Regions from separate parts of the Homo sapiens genome. Here region 1 is linked to region 2. The links are chromatin loops, found by intact Hi-C in ENCODE. Cell type or tissue: endothelial cell of umbilical vein. All regions are shown on one strand. Links, peaks and the distances in the headings refer to the core of each region. The heading gives the core; the rest is flanking DNA.

Region 1 (9,816 bases), core at 1,018-9,017, 56 kb before region 2:
TAAAAATTAAAAATGTTTGTGCTTCAAAGGACACTATTAAGAACATAAAAAGGCAACCCAGAGAATGGGAGAAAAATTTGTATATCATATATAGTCTAGATACAAGTTCCTTATCAGATATAAGAACTGTCTCCAATAATAAAAAGACAAATGATCAAATTTAAAAATGGGCAAAAGGTTTAAACAGCCATTTCTCCAAAGATATACAAAAGGTCAATAAGTACATAAAAATAGGCTTAATATTACTAGCTATCAAGGAAATGCAAATCAAAACCACAATGAGATACTACTTTGTACCCTCTAGGATGGCAACAATAAAAAGTCAGATTATAAACAAGTGTGAATAAGGATGTGGAGAAACTGGAATCATAATACACTGTAAAATCAGGTATGCAAAAGGCTATAGCCTCTTTCGAAAACAGTCTGGCAATTCCTTTTGTTAAACACAGATCTACCATATGACCCAGCAATTCCACTACTAAGCATATACCCAAGAGAAGTGAAATATGAGTCTATACAAAACTTGTACACAAACCTTCATAGCAGCATTACTCATAATAGTCAAAAAGTGAACACAACACAAATGTCCATTAACTAATGAACAGATAAATTAAATGTGGTATATCCATACAATAGAATATTATTTGGCAATGAAAAGGAATGAAGTACTGAACCAAACCACAACAAGGTTCTTGGATGAATCTTGAAAGCATGATGCTACTAAATAAAAGAAGCCAGTCACAAAGGACCACTTACTGCATAAGTCCATTTACATGAAATGTCCACAACAGGTGAATCTATAGTGACACAAAGTAGATTAGTTGTTGCCCAGGGCTGGGTGGAATAGGGGAGGAACTGGGGGGGTGATAACAGCTAAGGGGCACTGGGTTTCTTTTTAGGGTAGTGAAAATGTTCCAACATTGATTGTGGTAATGGATTTACAATTTTGTGAATACACTAAAAGCCATTTAATTGTATACTTTAAATGGCGAATTGCATAGTATGTGAATTATAACGCAATAAAGATGTTAAAAAATAGTAAACAGGGCTGGGCGCAGTGGCTCATGCCTCTAATCTCAGCACTTTGGGAGGCTGAGGTGGGTGGATCACTTGAGGTCAGGAGTTCAAGACCAGCCTGGGCAACATGGTGAAACCCTGTCTCTACTAAAAATACAAAAATTAGCCAGGCGTGGTGGTGGACGCCTGTAATCCCAGCTACTTGGGAGGCTGAGGCAGGAGAATTGCTTGATCCTGGGAGGTGGAGGTTGCAGTGAACCGAGATTGTGCCATTGCACTCCAGCCTGGGTGACACAGCAAGACTCTGTCTCAATTTAAAAAAAAAAAAAAAAAAAAAAGGAAACAGATCCAGAGTGGTTAAATAAAAACCTGCTCTACTCACAGGACTATTAAGGCAGTAAAAATGGACCTTTTTAAACTACCAAATCCCCAGGATTTAAACCCTGGTCAGGTGACTTATCCATGGTTATTTCCACGACTACTGAGGAGGAGAGAGAAGAATGTTTATATGAATGCTCTGCCCTCGTGAAAGGCTGGGTCCTAAATGGACATCTGCTGATGCCATCCAGTGTTCCCACGACTGGTAAAGGGAATGAATAAGTTTGTCTGATCCCCAGCTAACACACTGCGATTATGATGGGCCATGTTTAGGGGTTGTTGTCTGTGACTTTAGAAACGAGTTCCAGGTCTTCAGCAAGGGGCTTGGGTATACATGGGATTCACTTGTTTGACCATGGCCTCAGATCTAACCGGATCCAACAGGTCCCCTGTTTAATAGCAGCACTCTCAAGTTTGGTCCCTTTTGTGTGGGACCAAATTAAAGAGCCAAATAAACAAAGGCCGCCGTAATATTTCAACTACAAAGGAAGGAGAGTTCAACAAAAATAGAAATGTTTCCAATAAATAAATAAAATCAACATTCCACTTTAATGACTACTCAAGCCATTCACACAGCAGACTAATTACTTACAAATATTTAAAATACTTAGACTGGTTAATAATCAGTCAATGAGACTTAAGTGACTAAAATTTTGTTTTATTTTATTTTATTATTATTATTTTCTTTTTGAGATGGAGTCTCGCTCTGTCGCCCAGGCTGGAGTGCAGTGGCGCGATCTCAGCTCACTGCAAGCTCCGCCTCCTGGGTTCACGCCATTCTCCTGCCTCAGCCTCCAGAGTAGTTGGGACTACAGGTGCCCGCCACCACACCCGGCTACTTTTTTGTATTTTTAGTAGAGATGGGGTTTCACCATGTTAGCCAGGATGGTCTCTATCTCCTGACCTCGTGATCTGCCCGCCTCGGCCTCCCAAAGTGCTGAGATTACAGGTGTGAGCCACCGCGCCCGGCCAACTAAAATTTTAAAACAGCAAATTAGGAAAAACCACAGTGAAGCCATTACTCATTACTCAATTTTGGCATAAGTTACATTCATCATCCTAAGAAAGTTAAGCAGGCAGAGCTCCTAAGGCCAGAATAATGCATCTGAACTATATTAAACCAAACTGAATTAGTCCTATCAGCCTTATGTATATACAGATTTCACATCTAGCAAGTGTAGTATTTTTGATCCAAGTTGTTTTGGGAAAAAATCCATGTATAAGTGAACCTATGCAGTTCAAATCCATATTGTTCCAGGGTTGGCTGAAAAGGGAAACACTGCTGAGTTCTCACCCTGTACCTACCCCTCTCCACAGTGGTGTGGAGTTAAATACAGTTGTCATTACTTAGTGGACCATATTACTAAATAATTTCTGGACCCTAGCAGCCAAACCATAATAGTGTTACTTACAGTTGAACAAACATTCACTAAATTCTTGCAATGGGCAAGGCACTGTGTTCTACAGTAGGGTGGAGAGGAGCAGGTGCAGGGTGAGAACTCAGTGGTGTTTCCCTTCACAGCTACCCTTGTCTTTAAGGGTCCACCATTGCCTTTAAGTCTGTGTTGAAGTCTTTAAGTCTGTGTTAAAGTCTTTAAGTCTGTGTTAAATACTTAAAGTCTGCCTTTAAGTATCGAATCTTCATGTAGAAGCACCTAGGAGCTAACTGCAGTCAATTTAAATAATGGGATATTTTAAGGAAGAAATAATGAAAGTTTGGGGTAATAAGTCCAGGAAGTAGCTCAAGGCCAAAATTGGGGAGAAAGTCAAACAACTTTATTTTCTGCATAGAGGAATAACTTCAGGAAGTCAAATTTGCACCTACCAACCCCCTCCCCTAAGTCACCATAGCAGGAACAGGAACCAAAGACAAACTGTTATGTACACTGTACATCTACTAAAGCACCTCCTGGTAGAGGTGCTTGTGCAAATGCTCACTTTTCCCACCAGGATTATAAATTCCTTGAGAGCAGGAACAATGTTTGATCCATTTCTGTATCACCCATGCTGTTACAACACAGTGCTTTACCCACTGCAAGATTTAGTAAATGTTTATTCAACTGTAAGTAACACTTTTATGGTTTGGCTGCTAGGGTCCAGAAATTATTCAGTAATATGATCCACTAAGTAATTACAGCTGTATTTATTATGTGAATCTACTTTTTACATATAACTAAAGGCTATAAGGAATAAAATGTTAGGCTGGGTGTGGTGGCTCATGCCCATAATCCCAGCACTTTGGGAGGCCGAGGCAGGCAATCACGAGGTCAGGAGATCGAGGCCATCCTGGCTAACACAGTGAAACCCCGTCTCTAATAAAAATACAAAAACAAAATTAGCCGGGCGTGGTGGCGGGTACCTGTAGTCCCAGCTACTTGGGAGGCTGAGGTGGGAGAATGGCGTGAACCTGGGAGGTGGAGCTTGCAGTGAGCCCAGATTGCACCACTGCACTCCAGCCTGGGCAACAGAGCGAGACTCCATCTCAAAAAAAAAAAAAAAAGAACAAAATGTTAATTTAAAAATCCTAAAACATAAAGCCTATATATGAAAACACCCTAAGGACTTTGTCAGAGGTACAGTACAGACAAATTTCAGAAAGAGGTTAAAAGCTCCACAAAAGGACCTTGTGTGTCTCATTCACATATAGGTGCTATATCCCTTGTACCATGAACAAGACCTGATTTAGTGAACCCTAGGTGCAAACCTGAATTGAATAAATTCGAACTCTCTGGGTTTTCAAATTAAATCTAGTCTTTTATTGTTGAAGCCTTGATTAAACACTGTGCTCTCCTATGACCTTACCAAGAAAAAAAAAGGAGAATTAAAAGAATCTTAGCCTTGAACAAAAAGCTGTTTACATCTAGTGCCAATAAAATAAACAATTCAAATTAAATGGCTTTAGATGTTCTTTGATTTTCTCCAAAGTGTTCAAAATCTTTGAATTTTAGAAAACCAGAAGAGATGGTCAGAGAGACAGAAAGATTCGCTACAGGATGAGAAGGAAAGAAGAAACCCCAATTCGGTAGTGTATACTCTTTGGAATTAGAAAAAAAAGGGAAACAACTCCAGTCAACTCATTCATTTAATAAGGTGCCACCCATTCATTCCTCACTTTCCTCTCCTGGTCAAGTAAGTCACAATTCAAACCCCACCGACAATCTGTGATAAGAGTTCTGTATTCCTTTATGGCCAATAAGAGCTGAAACTAGAGATTCAGAGTTTCATAAATGATCTATTTTTAATTTTAATTCTTTAAGATCTGAATACTATATATGTAAAGATATGCTAGGGTGATTTGAATAACACGATAAAATAACAGCCACTAATTTAGAGTAAGGCAGAGAGAAGAATCCATTCTACGTTTAATTTTATAGTTAAAATAGCCTATAATGTTTAAAAAATAAAGGGTTCTATAAATCAATTATTATAAAAGAAAGCTTAACCACACCAATAGGCAACTACTTGCCTCACAGAAGCGAGGCCTGAATTGGCTGCTTCTGAAAATATCACACTAAAATGCCAAAGGTAACCAACTCATCAGTCCCCGTCCCCACAGCTAGTCCCAGCTGACCTTTCCTCCCTGAGTCTCTAATTTTATCTCAGCACTTCTGTGCCTTGCTATGTATGCAGCTGCACACAGGTCTTCAGGGATCAAGTCTGTCTTGCATGAGTGTCTTGTGTGTCACTCTTACTCCAAACTTGAAACTGCCTCGTCCTGTGCTTAAACCCAGACTAAACAATCCATTTCCTCTGGCAAGATGCAGACTACATCCAGTGTTTCAGTTTGGTACCTGGCTTTTCCTTGGACGTGCGCCAGCAGGAAACAAACAGGAAGTGACTATGCCAACCACAGAGAATGAAACACACGCCTGTCTGGAACGCTACAGTACAGGATGCTTTCAGATACTTAGGTCTGCGTTAGATGTTTTCACGGTGGTGCTTTGTGAGAAGTGTGTCTGAACCAGTCAGAGGTGGGCCCTGCTTTTTAACCTGGACTTATTAGCATAATAATGGTACTTCTAAAAGCCAGTAAAGCAGTCCCTTAAGTAGGCATTTTTTTACTATATAATATTCTGTATGTCTTGTTTTGACTTCTTCCGAAAGCATTAACTATCATCAGATTAAAAGTAAAGCAATCTCAAAAGCATATATGATTTATGAGCAGAGATATTATATAAATAAGTCATTTGACAGGGGAGAGGTCATCCCCATCAGCCAGGAAGCCTGTCTTAGGCACTGACATGTGGTTTCAGTGTTTGCAATTCTTATACAAGAGTGTTATCTAGCTCCGAATCAGTATCACTTGCCTCTCAGTGTACCATTCATCTGCGCTGACTCCAGGAGGTCCTTGTTGACCCGCTCCTAGACTAGGTTGTTACAAGAGAAAAAGGAGGGGATGGAAGGCCCAATTAAGGCTAAAGAAATTGATGATAATAAGCAGAGATAGTCTGGGATAAAAAAATAAAAAAATAAAAAAAACCTTTATTAGAGGAGCTTTCAACCTATAACATTAGCAAGATTCTCAAACATAACTTCTCATGAAGAAGGACTTTAAAAGGCAGTTCCCTATAATGACCATGGTTTAGGTGCTAAAGTCAGAACCAGATGGCTCCTGAAGCCTTGAGAAAGCATAACAAATGCCCTCCAGGTTAGTTTTCAAAGGCACAGATAGGTGCATATAGCAAACCTTCAACCCTTCACTTAATTCTCCTAATTGACTAATGTAGTCTATTACCTTTGTGAACAAAAGGTAAGGTCCCAATTAAGGCAATGGTGAGTTCACTGGATAAAGCAAGTCTTTTTTCAGGTATAATTTACATATAGCAAAAGTCACCCTTTTTAGCATACAGTTCTATGAGTTTTGACAACTGCATACAGTAGTGTAATAACCAATCAGGATATAAAACAGCTCTATCAACCCCTTAAAATTTCCTTGTGCCCCCAGCAGCCTACTCTTACCCCACCAATCTGTTATTTCCCGATAGTTCTATATTTTCCCAAATGGCACATAAATGGAATCATACAATACACAGCTTTTTTAGCCCAATTTCTTTCACTTGGCAAAATGCAGCTGAGGTTCATCCATGATGATGGGTGTATCAATAGTTTGCTTCTTTTTACTAAAGCAGTTTCTTTAAGCAAAACAGCTTAGTGATCAATGATTGATCAAATGAAATAAAAAATATGACCAGGATATACTAAACAGCAAAGTAAAACGCAGTATTGAACCATAGCTTTCCAGTGAGTTCAGAGCCATGTTCTAGTTCCTACATAAAACAACATGTGTACGTAAAATGCCTAAAACTGTGCTTGGCATGCAGTATGCACTGAATAAAGGTCATCCCGTATAGCTATGCTAGAGTGTGCCATTCAGACCACAATGTTATAACAGCAGTAATAATTTAAGACTCAATTAGTTGCATTAAATTACCTTTTTATAGTTTACCTGCCATGGATGTTCTTGACTCAGCTTCTTAAAACACAGTATTCCAAACAAAGAATAGGTCAAGGGAAAGGCTACCTTTTAGAAAAAAGTTTTAAAGCCCAGGTGATAACTGTGTGTGGAGCCTCAGTGAACTGAGTTTTGAGTAGAGTTCTTGATGCCAACTAATTACCATGATCACGGCCAAGGAATCTAGAGTCTCTTTAGATTTCAGTTTCCTCCAACAGCACCTGTCTTCTTTTCCACAAATGGAGAAAGCATCAGTCAGGATATGACTGCCTACAGTGTCATAATATCAAATATCTGAGAAACAACTAACATCTTCAGAACCAACACTCTTTACTGTTGAGGTATATGGATGACACCTCTAAGACTAGACCTAAGAGGAGATGAGTAATACTAGCATACTCTTAGTAGAAAGATCTTAAAGCAATTTGAGATTTCAGCATAGACCAATATTCTAATTAGTTATTTAACTGGGGTCATGATTCTTCCCACCCTAGTTTTCAAACAATAAGAAAGTATTTTTCTGATAGGACAGTATGCTGTCATTGATGCTATCCGTTACCACACTCCGCCCCAGTAGGTAAAACTTTTTTAGCTTGTCAAGCAGTTTAGAGACAAAATAGGGAAAAATTACTCCAGTCCCTTGAAAGAGCCCATTTTATATGGGAGAAGTTTACATAAACATCTCTAGAAAGCACGGCTTGGAACCAGATGAATCTGCAGCCACAAGTGTTTTTACTTTTATAATAAATGCAAAGAAATTTAGCAACTTTTGTGCTTACAGGAAATATAAAACCCTGGTTATGCCCATTTCTAGATTCAATTCTTAACAGTAGTGAAAGCTAACGTCTTCATTTTTACGTTTTTATTTTTCTAAAATGGGGTCTCACTATGTTGTCCAGGCTGATCTCAAGCCTAGGCACAAGCAATCCTCCTGCCTCCGCTTCCCTAGTAGTTGAGACTACAGGTGCGTGACCCCACACCCAGCTCAATATTTTTATAGTGAGGTAACCACATAATTTATCATCCAGACTGGGGCACTTTTGAAAGTAAAAGGAGATGCTATTAATAATTACATTCGGACAACAGGCATTAACCACAAAATGGGCATGTATGATCATGTAACTTGATAGTAAGCATAAATTGGCAATTAAGATGGTAACTTATATTTTGTACCACCATAAACACATACACATGAACTGGCAAAGCAGTCCTTCCTATAAAAGAAAACCTTTATTTCCCCCCTAAACAGTAGGGGAGATTCACTTAATTTTTTGAGTCTTGAAAAGTTAGCATCTAAATCCAATGAAATGCTTTCTTTTAGGTTGGTAAGTTACCAAGAAGCACACAAACCCTGTAACTTGAGCTGTGGAAAGTTAGACATGCAATACAAGAGGACTAACATTAGATTAACATGCCTATTCTGGTGAGTGAATACATCTACAATCAATTTTGAAAGGGCTAAAATCTCACTAAATTAACAGAAATGATGTGAAAAAAATATGATGACATACTATGTCTTCTGATCTTGAGAAAGTCACTTATGCTTAATTCTTGCAGTTGTGAAAAAGAATACTTGGGACCTTATTTTTCAATAGACACTGTAAGAGAAACTTTACTAACACAGATTGACATTTAGAGACAATAACTTATGCAGTGATCCTGAAATCCAATCCAGCCTATTTCATGCACATGACATAATTTCTTCCATGTTAGGTGTGGGAGTTAAGTCACAGTAGAGAACTACAGCAACATCTAAGAACTCCATTAGTGTTAATTGGAGTACCACCAGGAGGTACTATAGGCCAAAAAGGAACAAAGTCATCATATCCAGAATGGGTGAGAATCAAGATTACAAACCATCCTTCTATTTTCCTGTGGACAAATCCGGATCCTCACATCCATTCCATTAGTTTTCTAGGCTATGGTCTTATCCTAACTGCATGTTCTGGCTTTTCTGCCATTTTTTCCCTCTATCTGCCATCCTCCTTGGTCATCAACCCCATCATTTTTATTCTCTACCTCTCTCATAGATACCTCCCTCTCTGGCAGCCCATGTCTTTTTCTGTGTTCACATACTTCCTACTGAAGTCATTTCCTACAATTTACTTCTTTCTACACCAACCCCACTGTTTTACATCAATTATCCCCCAAATAAAAACATTTTCTATAAAGCCTGTTTATGGTAATAGGGATAGGAGTTATAATGTAAGGCTACTTTAAAATGTCATTAATGGCCAGGTGCGCAGTGGCTCATGCCGTAATCCCAGACTTTGGGAGGTTGAGGTGGGTAGATCGCTTGAGGCCAGGAGTTCGAGACCTGCCTGGCAAACGTGGCAAAACCCCATCTCTACTAAAAAATTACAAAAATTAGCCAGGTGTGGTGGTACACACCTATAATCCTAGCTACTCAGAAGGCTGAGGCATGAGAATCGCTTGAACTCAGGAGGCGAAGGTTGCAGTGGGCCAAGATCGAACCACTGCATTCCAGCCTGGGCAACACAGCGAGACTTTGTCTAAAAAAGAAAAGAAAAGAAAAGAAAAGAAAATGTCATTAATCTCTAAAAGAAAAGAAAAGGTCATTCAGTTTCATACTTCCAACTTAAAAAAATAAAAATAAAAAATAAAATAAAATAAAAAGCCCTTTAGATGAAGGACTGGAAGCTGCCTGAAGACCAATGCCTGCTTATTTCCCAATGAGCCCTGTAAGTCCACTTCTGCCCCAGTGGTCAAAGCTGCACTTTTTTTTTTTTTTTTTTTTTTTTCATTAATTTTTATTTTATTTTATTTTATTTTTTTTATTATACTCTAAGTTTTAGGGTACATGTGCACATTGTGCAGGTTAGTTACATATGTATACATGTGCCATGCTGGTGCGCTGCACCCACTAATGTGTCATCTAGCATTAGGTATATCTCCCAATACTATCCCTCCCCCCTCCCCCAACCCCACCACAGTCCCCAGAGTGTGAT
Region 2 (9,816 bases), core at 1,112-9,111:
CAAGAAGCTTGTGATCCCAGGGATGACACTGCCCTTTTCCTCTGAAGGAAAGAAGTTTCCCCTGACCATAATGCCAAAGCTACAAACACTTACATACCTCCATAATTTTGCACTGAACTCTGCTCACATAGTACACAATAATTTCTGCACTACTTTGTTCCTGTTCCAAATTCTAGTGGCTTGAAATCCAAAATAGAGGAAGTTAAATCATAGCAGTTGTACACTTTAGAGAAACTTTGAATTTGGCTACTAGAGATTTTCTAAGGTATTGCTTTTCTTAATTTATATGAAAACTATTGAGCTAGGTTCTAGATTAAGTGCTGGTGATTCAGACATGAGTAAGTCATGATGCCACCTCTGGAGTGTTTCAGGGAAGACAGTTACATAAAAACTAAGCTGTAATAGAATTTAATAAGTCCTTTAATAGAGGTGCAGAGTTCTGTGGGAACGTAGAAGGAAGAATAATTGCTTCTTCAGTTTCAAGGAGGACTTCACAGGGCAGAAGGCATTTGGGCAAGTCTTGAAGGATAAGCCAGGACTCCCCAAGTGGGGTGAGGGCACTTGAGGTGGAGAACAGATGAATAAAAGCAGCAAATGAATAAAAGCATCAAAGTGCAGTGTTGGTTGTTACTTCTTTTTATTCCAGATGAGACAAGCCAGGAATCAGGGCATACAGGGATCTGGGAGGCTGCTCTCTGTAAGCACAGCCTTCTCAGCACACATCTGCTGCAAGCCGAGATTTCAGGACTGCAGAATCAGGCTGACTGAATCATAAGGGTATTATGACTTCCTGGGAAACAAAATATTTGCAAACTCTTTCTTTTTTTCTTTTTTTTTTTCCTGGGACACGGTCTCACTCTGTCACTCAGGCTGGAGTACAGTGGCGTGATCAGAGCTCACTGCAACCATGAACTCCTGGGCACAAGTGATCCTCCCGCCTCAGCCTCCCCAGTAGCTGGGACTACTGCGTGCCACCATGTCCGGCTAATTTTGCAAACACTTCCATGGAAATGGAACAATGGCCTAAAAATAACTACAGATATTTCAGACTATCAGGATATGTGGTTTCTGGAAGAGGAGCCATATTTTTCTAAAGGGAACTTGAAGGAGATTACCCCCAAAGTTTCAGGGACTACAGGTGGTCTTAGTCTCCCTAGCCACATGAATACATCATTGTGTTTTTCCAGACCATTCACTCTTCACACGACTAAAATAGGAGTTCCCACCCTGTATCAGTTTCCTAGGGCTACCTTAACAAAGAACCACAAATTTGTGGCTGAAAACAACAGAAATGTATTCTCTCACAGTTAAGTAGGTCAGAAGTCTGAAATCAAGGTGTCTGCAGGGTTGGTTCCTCCTGGGGGATCTGAGGGAGAATCTGTTCCATGCCTCTCTCCTCGCCTCTGGTTTCCAGCAATCCTTGGCCCTTGTGGACACAGCACTCTAACCTCTGCCTCGTGCTTCATGAAACCTTCATCTGTGCTTCCATGTGTCTCAAAGTTCCCTCTCTTTTGTCTTAAGTATATCAATCAGTGGATTTAGGGCCCACCCTGAATCTAGGATAATCTCATCCCAAGATCCTTAATTATATCTGCAAAGGCCTCCTTTCCAAATAAGCATACATTCACAGGTTCTGGGAATTAGGATTTGAGCATATCTTTTTGGGAGGACACCGTTCAACGCACTATGCACCTTCTTTGTTGCACACATCTTGTGGCTTACTGCTAAGGTTGTCTTTTGAGTATCTACAACTGAGCTGTTTGACCTTGTCCAGAAACTAGATAAACTGGATACTAGGACAGAAAGACGCAGTGCCTTAACTCCCATTATCTAGGGGTAAAATAGAGGTCCTGATTATCCAGCTTCAGGTCTCCAAGAGTTTTCTTACTAGAATCTTTGACCAGAGGCTCATGAAGGGATGTGAACTCTGCTGTAAGACACCTAGAGTAAGACATGTTTACTGGAGAAAGGTGGAGCTACTTCACACACACCTTCCTTGCTTTTTATAGTCCCTGTGATTGTAACATACTCAGCCTCTTTTAAACTGGAACAGATAATTTACCACTCTTACAGTTAAAGGACATGTTGGGTTCTGATTACTTAGCTAGTCAGTGGTTACAGGGTCCACCAGAATCAAGAGACTCAGAGAGGAAAGCCAGCTCCCAACATTTATGGAGGGTAAACAAGTTTCTGCTAGCCCTCTATTCAGTTTTGGCAAAGAAACACCTTCAAAATGGATTGAGTAAAGCAACTTCTGCTTTGCTTTCCCATAAATCTCTTTTATCTCACTTTGCTTTTAACATATTCTCAAAACTCTTGGAATTCAGGATTATTGTCTCAATAAAATTTAATTTCTTAGCCAATAACTACATAATGTCTTCCTGGAGCAAGGTTACATGTTGGAAGTTGGACATAAAGCATACCCAACCTTGGTTAAATCTATTTCTCCTCCACTCTGTCTGCACCCAAGCAGTTGAACATGGCTGGAGAAAGACAAAACTCTGCCGACTGCCCTTAGGCCACTCATCTCCCATGACCCTTTGGTGCTGCTTGGCGATCCTTCTCCCTGTTCCTCATCTATTCTCAATCCTGGATGATTACTTCCCACCTTCTCCATTCTCCTCAATACTCCAACATCCCCTCTGCCCCAATCATCAGATATCAGCTGACTTGCTTGTTTCTGTCAAATTTATCAGAGCTCAGAAGCGAATTTCTACACACTTCACCACCTGTCTGCATCTGTGGTGGAGTGTGTAGACCCTTCTGCCTTCTCTCTGTTGCTATTGACAAGTGGTCTCTGCTTCTAAGGAAACTTCCTCTGCTTGTGCACAAGATCCCATTCCCTCTCACTTATGAAGGATAACACTTTCATAACTATCCTTCTTTTCCCTGCATCATCAGTTTTTCCCTCTTGACTGAATTAATCCCATCCACATACAACCATGCTACAACACTTCCCTTCTCAAACTCTCTCTCTCTCGACATGCACACCCCCTTCAGCCACTGTTTTATTTCTCTACAACCAACTATTTGAAAGAGTTGTCTATACAGGCTGCCTCCAATTTTACTTCTTTGGAACTCACGCCCTATCCTGAACCACCTCTGTAAAACTGCTCCTGTCAAGGTCAACAGTGGCCTCCAAGTATCTAAATCCAATGGTCAATCTTCAATCCTCACCTTATTTGACCTTTCTGCAGCATTTGACATGGTTGATTCTTCCTCCTGCTTGGATTCTTCCTCTCAACTTGGAGTCCAGAACTCTACTCTCTTTTTTTTCACTGGCCTCTCCTCAGTTTCTTTTCCTGGTTCCATCTTATCTTCTTGACCTCCAAATGTTGGAGTGCTACAGCACTTTGGTGGCCAGACCCCACCTTCTCTCTAACTTCACTCACTCCTAGGATGACATCAGATACTCTCATGCTTGGGTGCCCCACTCATAGTCCCTCAAGACTCACCTCTGCACACAGAAGGCTGATTACTGGGGGCACTTCAGATTCTCTGCCTTGGGGCCTTTTCTTGACCCAGGGAGCTCTGGACTCTCTTGCAGAGAAGCTGGAACTGCTGAAGAGTTAAGCCCCCAAAGCAGGCCTTGGCCAAAGACGGTTGAGGTTTGATGGATAATTATTTAGCTTTCTGGTCCCTCAGTTAGGATAACTTTAAGGCCTCTTCTACACTGTCTCCCAGAGTCCCACAATGGAACTAAACATCTGTTATCTGCAAGAGTAACTTACTTCATAATGCACCGTTTATTGACGTCCTTCCTTTTCCTGTCTCAATTCCCCATTTCTCCACCAGTATTTCTTGGACTCTCCTCCCAAATAAAGTATTTACACTAACATCCTTGTCAGGATCTGCTTCTAGGGGAACCCAAGGTAAAACAAATACTATTGATATGCCAAAGACTCCCATGTTTATATCTCTAGCTCAAATATCTTCCAAATTCCAGAATCATATTTTGCTTACTAAAGTGCCAGAAATGCTTCTAAATGCTTTATCAATGTGAAGTGATTCAATCCTTATACTAATCCTATGATGTGGGTTCTATCATTGTTCTCATTTTACTGATTAAGAACCTGAGGGACAGATAGCCAAGGCGACGTGCCCATGTCAGCACAGCCAGAAGGTAGAGGAGCCAGGATTCAAGCCACACTTTGGATCACAGTGCTGTACTGTCTCTATGAAAAAAGGGGTACATTTGAGGCCAGGTGTGGTGGCTCATGCCAGTAATCACAGCACTTTGGGTGGCCAAGGCAGGCAGATCACTTGAGGTCAGGAGTTTGAGACCAGCCCGGTCAACATGGCGAAACCCCATCTCTACTAAAAATACAAAACTTAGCCGGGTGTGGTGGCACACACCTATAGTCCCAGCTACTCGGGAGGCTGAGGCAAGAGAATTGCTTGAACCTGGGAGGCGGAGGTTGCAGTGGGCTGAGATCACACCATTGCACTCCAGTCTGGGTGACAGAGCGAGACTCTGCCTCAAAAAAAAAAAAGTGGGGCGGCGGGAGGCACATTTTAGAAAATGAGTTTTTTAATGGGTGAGGGCAATGGAGAGGGGTGGTACATTTCAAACATTAATAAACAGTATTCACAAAGAGTAAACCATTCTACAGTAGAATTATTTTCATTTTTGATAGACTTTCTAGACTGGAAGATGAAGTGAGTGCCGCAAAAATTGTAGATGTGACTTGAACAAAGCATTTGGCAAGATATCTCATGATTTGTTTTAGAAAATATGTAATAGGCCGGGCGCTGTGGCTCATGGCTGTAATCCCAGCACTTTGGGAGGCCGAGACGGGTGGATCACAAGGTCAGGAGATCGAGACCATCCTGGCTAACACAGTGAAACCTCATCTCTACTAAAAATACAAAAAATTAGCTAGGCGTGGTGGCAGGCATCTGTAATCCCAGCTACTTGGGAGGCTGAGGCAGGAGAATCGCTTGAACCCGGGAGGCAGAGGTTGCAGTGAGCCAAGATCAGGCCACTGCACTACAGCCTGGGTGACAGCGAGATTCCATCTAAATATAAAAGAAAAAAAAAAAAGAAAATGTGTAATAATATGAACTGGATTCTAGATCAATTAGGTGAATTCACATCCAGTTGAATGACCATACCAAAAGAGTTCTGTTTAATGAATTCTCTTTCAACCTGTTAAGAGGCTTCTTGTGGCAGGTCACAGGGCTCAGTGTTGTCTCCTGTCCTACTTAGGCTTTTTAGCAATGTCTTCAATAAAGAACATCACTGGAAAATCAATCTAATTTGAAGAAGATATGTGGAGTGGTGATGGAACAGGATAGTTAATGTGCTTAAAGGCTACAATGAAGAAAATGAATCTAACAAGATGGAATTTACTGGGTATGAGAGGTCCTTTACTCAGATCTAGAAAAGCAAACAGCTCTCCAAGATCTGGGTGGGGAAGAGATGGCTCAGCAGCATCACATGGAGGAAAAAGAGGCTCAGGGGTTTCCTTTGGCTAGAAGCTAAATGAGTCAACAGCAACTTGTGGCGCTATACCAAACCAAACCAAAGAAAAACAAAACCCCGAAGAAATCCTTAGCCTGGAAAAACAGAATTGTTGCATCTAAGCCAAGAGGAAGAAGCCCTTTTGTTTCTCCTTCATTAGTCAGCTCATATCTGAGGAACTGAATGTTGTTTGAGGTATTGCATCATAAACGGACAGAAACAAACCATAGGTGTCCAGAAGAAGAAAACAGGAATGGATAAGGATGACACCATCTCATAGGAAGAATATCTGTAGGAATGGGGAAAGAAATTAATGGGAGGATATACTATGTCTTCTTTTAGCAGGGCAGGGAGGGATAGCCATGGTGAGTGTTTATAGGACAGATATTACTTACTCTGTGCCACTCTCTTGTGTAGGAAAACAACAGAGAGGAAACTTGATATTGAATATCTACTCTGTGCCAGGAAGTGGTAGTCATTTTAAATGTGTTGTTCTACTGCATCCTTCCACTAACTTTCTCAGACAACTGATGGATTTCTAACACCTTAGCAACTTTCTAATAACTCTATTCCTTCTGATGATTAAGGAATGGGGAAGCATATGCTTGTTAATGTAAATGCGGTGTTTTGATACTGGACTCCAGTATTCAACTTGAAGGTTAAGTGATCAGCTCCAGAGGTAAAGAACCCTTGGCACACAGGGTCTGACACAGAGGTATACCATTCACTTCCTATACTCAGACCAAGATCAGACTGGGATGGGGTAGTGGGTGGACTTCAGCGAAAGAAAGACTTATTGGAGGATGCCAAATTCAGAAGTGGTGCCTGAGTAACAGGGCCCTGTCTGTTCCCACCTCAACTATGCTGACTGGCAGATGCAGCAAGAATTTTGGGCTGTCTCTTTCCACTAAGTCCCTCCCATCAGAATGTACTGATAGTTACCCCAGTCACTGCTGTGCTTCCCAGCTCCCTTCCCACTGTCCCTTAGTGGAGTCTTACTCCCAATTCCTCTATCTTGAGGTTCAGTTTATAAATAAGAATTTAAATAAATTATTTTTAAAACACCAAGGGAAATATTAGAATTTCAATCAATCTTTCTTATGCTGCCTGATATGGTTTGGCTGTGTCCCCACCCAAATCTCATCTTGAATTGTAGCTCCCATAATTCCCACATGTTGTGGAAGGGGCCCAGTGGGAGATAATTGAATCATGGGGACAGTTTCCCCCATACTGTTCTCATGGTAGTGAATAAGTCTAATGAGATCTGATGGTTTTATAAGAGGAAACCCTTTTCGCATGGTTCTCATTTTTCTCTTGTCTGCCACCTTGTAAAATGTGCTTCTCGCCTTCTGCCATGATTGTGAGGCCTCTCTCAGCCACGCGGAACTGTAAGTCTATTAAACCTCTTTTTCTTTATAAACTACCCAGCCTTGGGTATGTCTTTATCAGCAGCTTGAAAATGGACTAATATACTGCCTTAGTCTGTTCCTGCTGCTATAACAAAATGTCTTAGATGGGGGAATTTATAAGCAATAGAAATGTATTTCTTACAGTGCTAGAGGCTGAGAAGTCTGAGATCATGGTGCTGGCAGCTTCAGTAATTGGTGAGGGTGCCTTCTTGCAGCATCCTCACATGGCAGAAAAGACAGAAGAAGCTAACAGGTGCCTTCAAGTCCTTTAATAAGGGCACTAATTTCATTGATGAGGATGGAGCCCTCGCTACCTCCCAAAGACCCCACCTCTTAATACCATCACCTTGGGTGTTAAGGTGATCACATCCAACATGTGAACTATGTATGCAAACCATAGCATACGCCTACCTATAATGTATAAATCCTGCCACCTTGTGTCCAAGACTTCAGATATTGGCCAAGTATGTTTTTCAGGCTTTGTTTTCCATTATATCTCTTCATAGATTCTTTGTTTCATCTAAATTGGATTACTCATTTTTAGTATACTGCCATACCTTTTCCTATTGTTCTCTATACTCAGAAATCATTTTTTCTGTATATCTTTCAAAACCACACTCAGCATGTCAACTTCTGTTTAAGTATAACCTGTTTCATTAAGCTCTCTTTGAACAGCCGCCCCCCATGGCCATGGATGAGACATTTATTTCCTTCCTTGAGCGCCATAGTGAATGGCTAAAGCTCCTGTATGGCATTTATGTTACTACTCTCCAGTCTCCAAAACCGGTTCACATATTACGGTATGCAGAATTAATGTATTTGTGTTTATAAAGGACAGAATGTCTAGTAATTTCATATTGCACAATAGCTTATTTTAACCCATTTCCTAAATGGAAAAAAAAAATCAAAGAACGAAGAGGCAGTAACTCCATTTTGCACTGCAATACTTGTACAGCTTGTTATTTGAACTGTCTGTAATTGGTAGTGAACAATGAGGAAACAGCTATTTTTCTTGCACCACTGCCTTCAAAAATACCACTGGGGCCAGGCATGGTGGCTCATGCTTGTAATTCCAGCACTATGGAAGGCCAAGATGGGAGGATCACTTGAGCCCAGAAACACAAGACCGGCCTGGGCAACATAGTGAGACATTGTGTCTACAAAAATGAAAAAATTAGCCAGGCATGGTAGTGTGCCCCTGTAGTCCCAGCTACTCAGGAGGCTGCGATGGGAAGATTGGCTGAGCCAGGGAGGTTGAGGCTGTAGTGAGTTGAGATCACACCACTTCACTGCAGAGCAACATCTTGTCCCCCAACCCCAGAATACCATTGGTTCTCCTCTCTTCCCTGTTCCTTGGAGATATCATAGGCAATCACTTTCCAGCCACTATTGTGTGTTAAAACAATCTGACTTTTCAGGTACTAAAATGTACTATCTGGCTAAAAACTTCAAACTGTAATGCATTTCAACATGTTTCCCCTCCCACAGTTCAGAACTGATTTTTGGTTGATGGATTTAACAGAGGGAAGAAGGCGTGTGGTCTGTTCTTTCATTCTCCTTGCTCTTTGCTTTCTCCTCCCCGAGCTTGTCCTGGTATGGATAGCTGGAGCCACTGCTAATAAACTGCTAAAATAGCTCCTTGCAGCTTGTAAACAATTATGTCTGCAGTAAATGAGGTAGAGATGCTGGAAATTCCTTGGCAGAGGAAGGGATCTAAAAGTTCAGAAAGGTAGGCATGTTAGAACTGATGTATTGTGAGACACCAAAGAACCACTAGATGATTATGTTTCCCATGAGGACCCAGAGGATGCTCTCTTTACTAAAGCAATAAGGAATAAAGCATTCATAAAGGAGGCACTAGCACCTTGAGAAACTCAATGTTGTGTGTCCTCTGTAGGTCAAGATTGATAGTAGGAGACACTCTCAGAAACTGGGCTCCCTGGTGTCAATAAGAATGATAGGATCTAGAATAGCCAGATGACAGCATAAAACTGTCGAAAGGTAGGATTGTTGAAATTAGCTGCTGCGTTAATTTCCACAACAACCTTGCAGGAAGACAGGTATACTCAATTACCCTAATGGGTAACAAGGCCAGAGTAACAACTAGGGAGCCTAAGACTAATAAACTATGGTATCCTAGCAGCTACATACATTAAGATATTGTTTGATTAATAATCTGAAAAACACCTTGGGTTGGTCAGCACATGATAGGGAATCATGATCTCTTGTCCCGTTTTAAGAACTAAGGCCATTTTAAGACTTAGAATACACTGATTAAAGGGCCATGTCCCCTTGAGGAAGTGCCAGCAATGCCATAGCAAGTAGTTAAAGTAGCTATTCACAATCTTTCCTCAAGTAGCTACTTGCTGCATCCTGAAGTGATTTGTGTCTTCCTCAAACACTTAAAGGATGCAGGAGTGATTCTCCCCATGAAAACCCATTCAATTTACCAGTTTGGTCCTTGTTTGAACTAGACAGATGATGGACCTTGATCACCTGGACATTCTGGTCATTGTTCCACTATTTTGATGAGATCATGCCAAGCAGACCTGGTAGCAAAAAGTGACTAGAGTTCTCAATGCCTAAGTAAGGCATCTGCACCTCAGGTGATAGAAGATAAGCCCTACAAATATTCAAGGGCATGACACATCTGTGAAATTTTTAGAGGTGCCTTGATCTAGACCAGGGATTGCCAAACTATGGCCCATGTATCACATCCAGCCTTTGGTATGGTTTTTACTTTTTTTTTTTTGGAAAAGGAGTCTCACTCTGTCACCCAAGCTGGAGTGCAGTGGTGCCATCCTAGTTCACTGCAACCTCTGCCTCCTGAGTTCAAGCGATTCTCCTGCCTCAGCAGTGGAATCCTGAGTAGGTGGGATTACAGGTATGCACCACCATGCCCAGCTAATTTTTTTTTTTTTTTTGAGACTGAGTCTCGCTCTA

Evidence for each region. A loop is a pair of places that touch in the nucleus more often than their neighbours do. Peaks named below come from ENCODE experiments on the same cell type or tissue, not always from the same donor. Only the 100,000 strongest peaks of a DNase experiment are listed, where the experiment ranks them.
Region 1: it touches region 2 in a loop (7-fold over the local background); 2 of 110 quality-filtered maps call a loop at or near these places.

The regions. Positions count from the first base shown.
Region 1 is chr7:134,665,443-134,675,258 of GRCh38, reverse strand. All of the region lies in intron 2 of BPGM (bisphosphoglycerate mutase), which reads right to left. The region is part of intron 1 of LOC124901750 (a long non-coding RNA gene); the gene reads left to right. Among named protein-coding and RNA genes, the nearest start is that of BPGM, 23 kb to the right of the region's middle. In endothelial cell of umbilical vein, for the core only: no CTCF peak of the experiment used is centred there; a DNase peak (open chromatin) is centred at 5,188; H3K27ac peaks cover 4,563 bases.
Region 2 is chr7:134,609,878-134,619,693 of GRCh38, reverse strand. LOC124901750 (a long non-coding RNA gene) reads left to right here. Exons shown (of 2, transcript XR_007060537.1): 2 at 1-607. Among named protein-coding and RNA genes, the nearest start is that of BPGM, 32 kb to the left of the region's middle. In endothelial cell of umbilical vein, for the core only: no CTCF peak of the experiment used is centred there; a DNase peak (open chromatin) is centred at 5,613; H3K27ac peaks cover 2,451 bases.